2 separate regions of the Homo sapiens genome follow, and region 2 is linked to region 1. The links are chromatin loops, found by intact Hi-C in ENCODE. Cell type or tissue: GM12878. All regions are shown on one strand. Each heading gives the region's core, and the rest is flanking DNA. Links, peaks and the distances in the headings are about the cores only. Region 1 has its middle 36 kb from the start of SNX29-AS3. Region 2 overlaps SNX29 (sorting nexin 29).

Region 1 (4,520 bases), core at 311-4,310:
ACTTACATCATCTCTCATCCTTTCAGCAGTGGTTCTCAACCAGGGGTGAATTTGCCCCTCAGTGGACACTGGGCAATGTTTGGAAACATTTTTGGTTGTCACAACCAGGGGAGGGGTAGTGCTACTGGCATCCAGTGAATAGAGGCCAGGGTAAGATCCTACAGCTCATGGGACAGCCCCTAGAGCAAGGAATGATACAGCCCAAAGTGTTGACATTGCTGAGGTTGAGAAATCTGACTTCCAGGGATCCTTCAAGATTGTTCCACCCTTCCCCATTTTACAGATGAAGGAACTGAGGCTCAGACATTATCTAATTTGGAGAAGTCTAGACCTGAACCGACCCGATAGCCATTGTTTGCAATGCCTCTGCGAGCATGTGTGTGTGTGTATGTGTGTTTGTGTGTGTGTACATGCCATCCCCCTTCCTCTCACCATTCTTGTTTATTGACCTTGAGCAAACTCCTCTTCCTCTCATGGTTGTTCCAATCCGTGCTAATCATGAGAGTGTGCAACTCATGGTACTTTAAAATCAATAAGAAAGGCTTAGCTGGGGGTGGTGGCTCATGCCTGTAATCCCAGCACTTTGGGAGGCCGAGGTGGGTGGATCATTGAGGTCAGGACTTTGAGACCAACCTGGGCAACATGATGAAACCCCATCTCTACTAAAAATACAAAAATTAGCCAGGTGTGGTGGCACACACCTGTAATCCCAGCTTCTTAGAAAGCTGAGGCATGAGAATTACTTGAACCCAGGAGGCAGATGTTGTAGTGAGCCAAGATCGTGTCACTGCACTCCAGCCTGGGTGATAGAGTGAGATTCGGTCTCAAAAAAAAAACAACAACAAAAAAGTAAACTAGCTTTCCATTTCCTTTGATAATTTTAAACATTTACTTATTAGATAATTTTTTTGTAAAAAAGAGTCAATGTGTGGCCGGGTGCGGTGGCTCACACCTGTAATCCCAGCATTTTGGGAGGCCAAGGCAGGCGGATCACTTGAGGTCAGGAATCTGAGACCATCCTGGCCAACATGGTGAAAGCCCGTCTCTACTAAAAATACAAAAATTAGCTGGGTGTGGTGGCGCGTGCCTGTAATCCCAGCTACTCGGGAGGGTGGGGCACGAGAATCTCTTGAGCCTGAGAGGTGGAGGTTGTAGTGACCTGAGATTGCACCACTGCACTCCAGCCTGGCAACAGAGCGAGACTCTGTCTCAAAAATAAAAATAAATAAATAAATAAATAAATAAATAAATAAATAAAACAAGTCAATGTGGCAAAAAGTGTGAAGATGATATATTAAACATGACTGCCATTTGGGAAATATGGTTCTAGGGCTGTCCAGCTGGACTTTCTGCAATGATTGAAATGTTCTATTCTGTGCTATCCAATAGCCACATGTGGCTATTGAGTACTTGAAAGGTGGCTAGTGTAACTGAGGCACTGAATTTTAAAATTTTATTTTACTATATAAAGACAATGCAGATCTTGGGTGATAACCGTGATTGATAATGCATGCCTGGAATACTGTCTTTAGGAGGACTCAGCGGTCAGTAGTTCTGTGACAGATTATTAATGCCTGGTGTGGGTATGAGGGGGAATGTGATGGTGAGAGTGTCATTTATTGGCCATCCCTAGACTACGTTTTCTTAGAGGGTCCTTCTAGCTCTAACATTTCAGAATGATATATTCTTCCCTAAGCCTTCGGTAGAATTTAGTACCCAATTAATGATCTGTCTAACCCAGGATGTCATGGAACTATTTGTTTCTGATTTCTGTGTTTTTTAGAAAACCTCACACCATCTGCTTGTTTCCTGATAAACGTAGAGACTACTGATTAGAAGGCTTCACTTTAAAGTATTTACCCATATCTACATGCATTTGCCTGAAGCTAATTATTTCAGGCTGGTGAGATGTGAGTCACCATTTCCTTTTCTCAAGAAAGACACTAAAAAGTCACCTCTTTAGAGGCAGGGGATCATTACCAACGGAAAAGGAAGGACCCCATCTGTTTAATGTGTGGCTAAAAGTGGGGTGCTGGAAATAACCTTTCTCCACGTGACTACAGAGTTGGGACAGGCTGTCAACAGGCTTCGGCTATCTTGGAGAGAAAGTCCCAGATTCTGCCATGGAGAACAGAGGCAAGGCATGGCATGGAACGCTCCCTCCACCCACCGCCATAGAAGCTGAATGTCAAGCAGGTTGGCAGCTTTCCCCAGCCCTCCCCCAGTGTCCCTGCCAGGCACGGAAGGACGGGTCACAGGGCTGACCCTGGCTGGCATTTCAGACAGCTTTATAATTACACCATCTATTTTTCAACTTGCCACTGACCTTTTGGTCTTCTCATTTGTGAGCATGCGAGCATGTGTGTATGTGTGTGCGTTGGATGTGTCTTCTTTTATCTTTGCTTGATGCTCTCATCCTCATTTCCTTTTCTCTTCTCCTCTGGTCTTGTTTATCATTTAAACCACAGGTTGTTAGGGCCAAGTTGGTTTCTCTTTCCTTCTGCTTTATCCTATTATGGAATTATCTAGAATGAGCCCTGTCATCTCTCTGACCTCACTTTCCCATCTGTCAAATCAAAGGTTTTGATTGGATCATAAGAATTGGTAACATTGAATTTTTTTTTTTTTTTTTTTTTTTTTTGAGACAGAGTCTCACTCTGTCCCCCAGGCTGGAGTGCAGTGGCATGATCTTGGCTCACTGCAACCTCCGCCTCCCAGGTTCAACTAATTCTTCTGCCTTAGCCTCCCCAATAGCTGGGGACTACAGGTGCGTGCCACCACTCCTGGCTAATTTTTGTATTTTTAGTAGAGACGGGGTTTCACCACGTTGGCCAGGCTGGTTCGAACTCCTGACCTTGTGATCTGTCCGCCGCAGCCTCCCAAAGTGCTGGGATTACAGGCATAAACCACTGCACCCAGCCAACATAGAACTCTTGACTCTGCCCACCATATTGCTGTCACCTGCTGTCACTGCCTTAGTCCAAGTCCTCATCACCTGTCACCATTGGGACCAAGGTTCTATCACTCCAGAATGGTACCCCCACCCTTGGGCTCCCCTCCAATCTGTTCATGAACCTGAGCTAGAGGCATCTTTTGGAAATGCCCATTGGATCATGTCACTCCCCCATCGTCCTTGTACCCTCCAAGCCCAGCCTCCCTAACATGTCCTCTGAGGCGAATCATCAGGTCCACCATCTGCCCACCTCTCGTCCCCACTCTACGTCACTCTCCTGCACTCTCTACCCTCCAGCCCTCCTGGCCCTCAGTTCCTCAAGCATGTTAGTCTCCCTCTGGTAACAGACATTTCTGCCGGTGGTCCCCTATCCTAGAACAGCTGTTTTCTAACATGGTTGCATATTGGAATCGCCTTGGGAGCTTAAAAAAATCCTAATGCCCAGGCTTTACCCCAGACCATTTGGATCAGAGTCTTTGGAGGGGCAGTGTGGGCAACAGTATTTTTTTTTTTTTTGAAATGGAGTTTCGCTCTTGTTGCCCAGGCTGGAGTGCAATGGTGCAATCTCGACTCACCGCAACCTCCGCCTCCCGGGTTCAAGTGATTCTCCTGCCTCAGCCTCCCAAGTAGCTGGGATTACAGGCATGTGCCACCATACCCAGCTAGTTTTTGTATTTTTAGTAGAGACGGGGTTTCAGCATCTTGGCCAGGCTGGTCTTGAACTCCTGACCTCAGGTGATTCACCCACCTCAGCCTCCCAAAGTGCTGGGATTACAGGCGTGAGCCACCATGCCTGGCCAACAGTACTCTTTAAATTTCCCCAGATGACTCCAATGAGCAACCAAGGTTGTGAACCAATGGCCTAGGATGCCCTTTTTCCTTTCCTCCGCTCTCATCAACTCATCCCTTAGAGGCGATGTCAAAATTTCATCTCTGGTTTCCACCTACGTCTAAGTTGGACCCCTTGTTTTATGCTCTCACAGGACCATGGGCTGTATTTTGAGAGCACATAGCTCAGTTTGCAATGACATATGTGTTAGTGTGATGTTTGATTACTGTCTTTCTCCCTGACTGTGGGACCAGCCTCTAAGATGGCACCCAATGTTCTCCACCTCCTGCTGTTACACCCTGTAAGGTGTGATCCCTTCCCACATTGTACCAGCCTTGGTTTCTGTGACCAGTTGCATATGGCAGAGGTGATGGTATGTCACTCTCAAGATTAAGTTTTAAAACACGACGACTTCCATCTTGAGGATTCTCTCTCCCCTGGATCACTAACTTTGGGGGAAGCCAATCCCCATGTCATGGGGTCATGAGGACATTCAAGGCAGCCTATGAAGAGATGCAGGTAAGAAACAAAGACCTCTGGCCAGTAAGGAATTGCAGCCAGCCAAGAGCCAAGGGGGATCACCTGAGATCGGGGGTTCGAGACCAGCCCGACCAATATGATGAACCCCTGTCTCTACTAAATATACAAAAATTAGCTGGGTGTGGTGGCACATGCCTGTAATCCCAGCTACTTGGGAGGCTGAGACACGAGAATCACTTGAACCTGGGAGGCGGATGC
Region 2 (4,263 bases), core at 1-4,000, 99 kb before region 1:
CAGGTTAAGGGGAGTGGCTGGTGCAAGGTGGGTGGCCAGAGACGAGGTCACCATGAAGCCTTCAGATTTTAACCTGAGATGGAGAGGCAGCTTTTAAACAGTACCTTTCACCACTAGGCATACAGGGGCCTCCCTACTGACTCTCCAGACCTGTGGGGGAGGGGAGCAGATCACCTCTCCTTGAGAGGGTGAGCCTAAGCCGTGGGCATTGGGGTGGGGTACCTGGAGCATTCTAGGTGTTCGGGGCTATTAATATTTATGTATTATCCTGACAACTAAGGGCAGGATGTGTGCTTCAGTGGGCACTGTAGTTTGAACACCTGGATGCCAAAAACAGAAAACAAAAAAACCCACACCCTTGAGTACACATGATGGGAGTGAAGCAGTCCTGGGTTTGAGTCCCCAGTCTCTCACTTCACTGTGTGACTTTGGACAATGTATTCTCCCCATCCACAAAACAGAGCTAATAACCTCCACCTGGTAACATAGGGATGGGCACTGGTGCAGGGAATGTAAAGTAACGAGGGACGTAGGAGGTACTCATTGCTGTAGAGGTAAACTTGACCTCTTTTCGACCCTTCGTACAACTGTATTAGTCCGTTTTCACAGTGCTGATAAAGACATACCTGAGACTGTGCAATTTACAGAAAGAAGGTTTAATGGACTCACAGTTCCATGTGGCTGGGGAGGCCTCACAATCACCGTGGAAGGCAAGGAGCAAGTCACTTCTTAAGCTCTTTGCATGGCACCATCGATGTGAGCTAGGAAACTCTTCCTTATGAAACCATCACATTCACTGTCAGAAGAACAGCACAGGAAAGACTCGCCCCTGTGATTCAATTATCTCCCAATGGGTCCCTCCCATGATACATGGGAATTCAAGATGACACATGGTTTGGCTGTGTCCCCACCCAAGGATAATACAGGTGGAACATAAATGCCAGATTGATCTATTGATAATTATAAACAATTACCAAGAAGAGTGGATAAATCTTCCTTTTTGAATCCATCTAGACCCACTGTGATTAAAGCTATTATTTTGACTAGAAAACTAAGAAGATAGGAGAAAATTAGACATTTAAACAGCTACCTTCCATGCAACAAAGGAAATTTTAAATACAGACAATTAGGATTGCTTTCAAAATATATGAAAATAAAGGGATTAAGATTATACAGTCACCAGTAAGATCAGGCTGGTTTGGTTTTTCCAGGGCTAGGAGTGCAGCTGGAAGCCCTAGGAGGATGAGAGCAGGGATGAAGAGAAAATAAATTCCCCACCCCTCCATCCACCCATTCCTCCAATTAGTACTTACAGTGCACCATTTCAGATCCTGATAGTTCAACAGCAGATAAAGCATCTGTTTTCATGGGGGACACAGACATTGAATAGTGAGGCAGACATGCCTATGTGAGGTGGCGATTTCCAGTGAAAAGACAGGAAATGACATCACAGTCATCACAGAGGGAAAGAAGCCTGCTGGGGATGTGCTGTTTATGGTCTAGGAAGATGACAGGGATAGTTTGACCCGAAGTGGAGACCTGAGGCAGGGAGCCAGGCAGTGGACACAGCAGGTGCAAAGGTCCTGCAGCCTTGAAGAGTTGGCCCCTGGGAGAAACAGCAAGGAAGCCAGGGTAGCCCAGGAACAGAGAGGCCTTGCAGCCAAGGGAACTCTAGCTGCCATGTGGAGTCAGCAAAGGGTAGAGCTTTGTTATGGGTGATAGAACAGGTAGTTAGGGGACCATGTGGGCACCCCGGGGAGAGGGGATGGTGCCTCAGGCAGCCTGGGAAGGGGTATTCTCAAAGTAGAACTACCAGAACTTGCTGGTTTCAATGTGGGTGTGAGAGAAAGAGGAACTGGAAGAACAGAGTCCTGAGCTGTGGTTAACATCCCCCTCCCTCACGAGGATTAAATACACCCCCACGAAGTCAGCCTCAGCACCACTAAGCTGTCCCATGGGATGGAGATATGATTCCCACCCCAAGCACCATCTCCTGTAATAAAACCTGGCCCCCGCGTTCCTGTCTGGGATCTGCATAGCATGGCACCCATCACTGCCCCTCTAAGCCTCCTCCTGTGAAGCTGCAGCTGCTCACACTTGCCTGGCTACCGAACAGAATGGGCTCAAGAATGCTCTGCAGGGACAGCCTTACTGAGCCCCAGATTCCAAACTGGAGTTTAGCAAAATGAGCCACTTCCTTCAGCAGCAGTTCTAGGGCTGTATAGGAGCTGCTCTTAGGGGTTCAGGGATACCTCAATTCCCAGTCTGCCCTCAAGGTGCTCAGTCTTTTGGGAGACAGCATGGCACAGGGGTCTCGAGTGAACGTGGCATCCTGGACTTTTGCACTGCTCATATTGGTAAGGCAAGCACCACCCCTGGCACACACACGGTCAGGCATGACATAAAAAGATGTTGCTAAGGGACATTGAGGTCTATTTCTTGGGACAAGTAGGAATTTTCTATCCCTGTTCATTCTTCATCTTGGCCACACACATTTGCTCTCTTGCTCATCCCACAGCGCCTCCCACAAGGCCACGCTGGATCCTGCCACAGTGTTAGGTTACATTTCCTTCCTTCTGGCTCACCAGATGTGGACCTGACTGGGAAGGCTGGAAGCTACTGTCCCTGGAGCCCTACTCTCCTGGCTTGGTGCCTCCATGGGGAATGACAGTGGGCACTCTGCACCCACATGGAAGGGAGTCCCACACCTTCTAAGGTCTCCTTTGTAACCTACCTCTGGCTCCCCACTGTGCCACATCCCTGTACCATGGCATCTGTGTCTTTTGGACAGCACCGGGCTTTCAGGATGACTAGTCAGGGTTGTCTTGTCTGGACCAGATGCTTTGAGGGTGCAGCCTTCTGGGAATTCCCTCTAGGGATTTTCTATGATGCTGGCTTCCCTGTAAGTCCCACTCCAGGCCCGGGTACTCTGTCCAAGCCCCACAGCAGAAGAGGCTCTTCAGGGGCCTCATTTGGTGTCAACTCAGCAAGAAGTGAAGTTTAAAGCCCAGAGCACTGCAGGGCATTGTACTGGTGTAGGAGGGGTACATCCAGGGCTCCAAGGTGTTTTCTGTGCTGAGCTCATCTCTCATCCCCCAGCCACCACAGTGCTGGGTCATAGCTGGGCTGTTGTTTTCCTATGGCAGGCCCAGCCCTGTCTAGCTCTCAGTTCCTCTGCTCTGCAGCCAGGGCCCTTGGCCTGAACCCTACACATAGCAGCACTCACTCGGGCTGTAGGTATTCTTCAGTACCTGCTATGGCCTGGCATTTAGGGAACTCTCAAGCAACAGCACAAGTGAGGCCCCTGCTCTCCCGTGCTTTGGGTCCGTTGTAACAGCATAAAAAGCTTGTGGAGTATCTTAGGTGAGTCCACTCTTGCAGCTGGGCAGGCATCATAGTGTTCGGCTCCCTGTTACAGTGTCATTTCTTGGGGACATAGCAGATGGAAAATTCTGGGGTAGTTTTGATTTAGCAGTTATCACATTTGCTGTTCATGGAGTGTCTGCAGGGGCTAGGCACCCCTCACGATGCTTGTGTCTGCCAGCCATGGTGGCTCATCCCTGTAATCCCAGCACTTTGGGAGGCTGAGGTGGTAGATCACTCAGGGTCAGAAGTTGGAAACCAGCCTGGTCAATATGACAAAACCCCATGTCTACCAAAAATACAAAAATTAGCCATGGGTGGTGGTGTGCACCTGTAGTCCCAGCTACTCAGAAGGCTGAGGCAGGAGAATCTCTTGAACCTGGGAGGTGGAGGTTGCAGTGACCTAAGATTGCACCATTGAACTCCAGCGTGGGCAACAGGAAGATCCTCACACATACAAAGATGTTCATGCCATTTTTCATCCTCTATCTCAAATAGCCAGTAAGGCATGGAGTGGGCTTCCACCCTGGGACCCCAGCCCTAAGACCTGCACCTTTTTCTACTCCAGAGTCCTTGCCCTCCACACGCTCTGTAAAGAGCATAGCTGCCGAAACCAGCTTGAGGCAGTCCCAAGGCCCGGCATCTTGATGTCGCAGATGCTGCTTGGGGCCAGGAGAGTCACCCTACAAAGTGTGTTCCAGCATTTACTTTGAGACCTGTTGGTGATTAGCAGGTGATTTCTACTTGCAGACAAGGCCCATCATGGCTTCTGTGCCCTGTGTGGCCAGGCCTTGCCTCCTTGGCCGCATGACTGTGGTGAAACAGCCAAAGATGGTTCAGACTAGAACAGAGATCAGAAAATGATGGCCCACAGGCCAAATCTTACCCTCCACCTGTTTT

The links. Hi-C counts contacts between places; a loop is a spot of excess contacts. Peaks named below come from ENCODE experiments on the same cell type or tissue, not always from the same donor. Only the 100,000 strongest peaks of a DNase experiment are listed, where the experiment ranks them.
Region 2: it touches region 1 in a loop (2.8-fold over the local background); 2 of 110 quality-filtered maps call a loop at or near these places.

What each region holds. Positions count from the first base shown.
Region 1 is chr16:12,644,724-12,649,243 of GRCh38, forward strand. No RefSeq gene overlaps it. Among named protein-coding and RNA genes, the nearest start is that of SNX29-AS3, 36 kb to the left of the region's middle. In GM12878, for the core only: no CTCF peak of the experiment used is centred there; DNase peaks (open chromatin) are centred at 1,978 and 2,358; H3K27ac peaks cover 285 bases.
Region 2 is chr16:12,545,676-12,549,938 of GRCh38, forward strand. The region is part of intron 20 of SNX29 (sorting nexin 29); the gene reads left to right. It overlaps SNX29-AS3 (SNX29 antisense RNA 3), which reads right to left. Exons shown (of 4, transcript XR_007064988.1): 4 at 638-4,263. Among named protein-coding and RNA genes, the nearest start is that of SNX29-AS3, 63 kb to the right of the region's middle. RefSeq lists a silencer at 401-460 and enhancers at 1,415-1,534, 1,625-1,674, 1,955-2,024, 2,681-3,150, 3,261-3,400. In GM12878, for the core only: no CTCF peak of the experiment used is centred there; DNase peaks (open chromatin) are centred at 346, 1,856, 2,869 and 3,140; H3K4me3 peaks cover 1,744 bases; H3K27ac peaks cover 3,614 bases.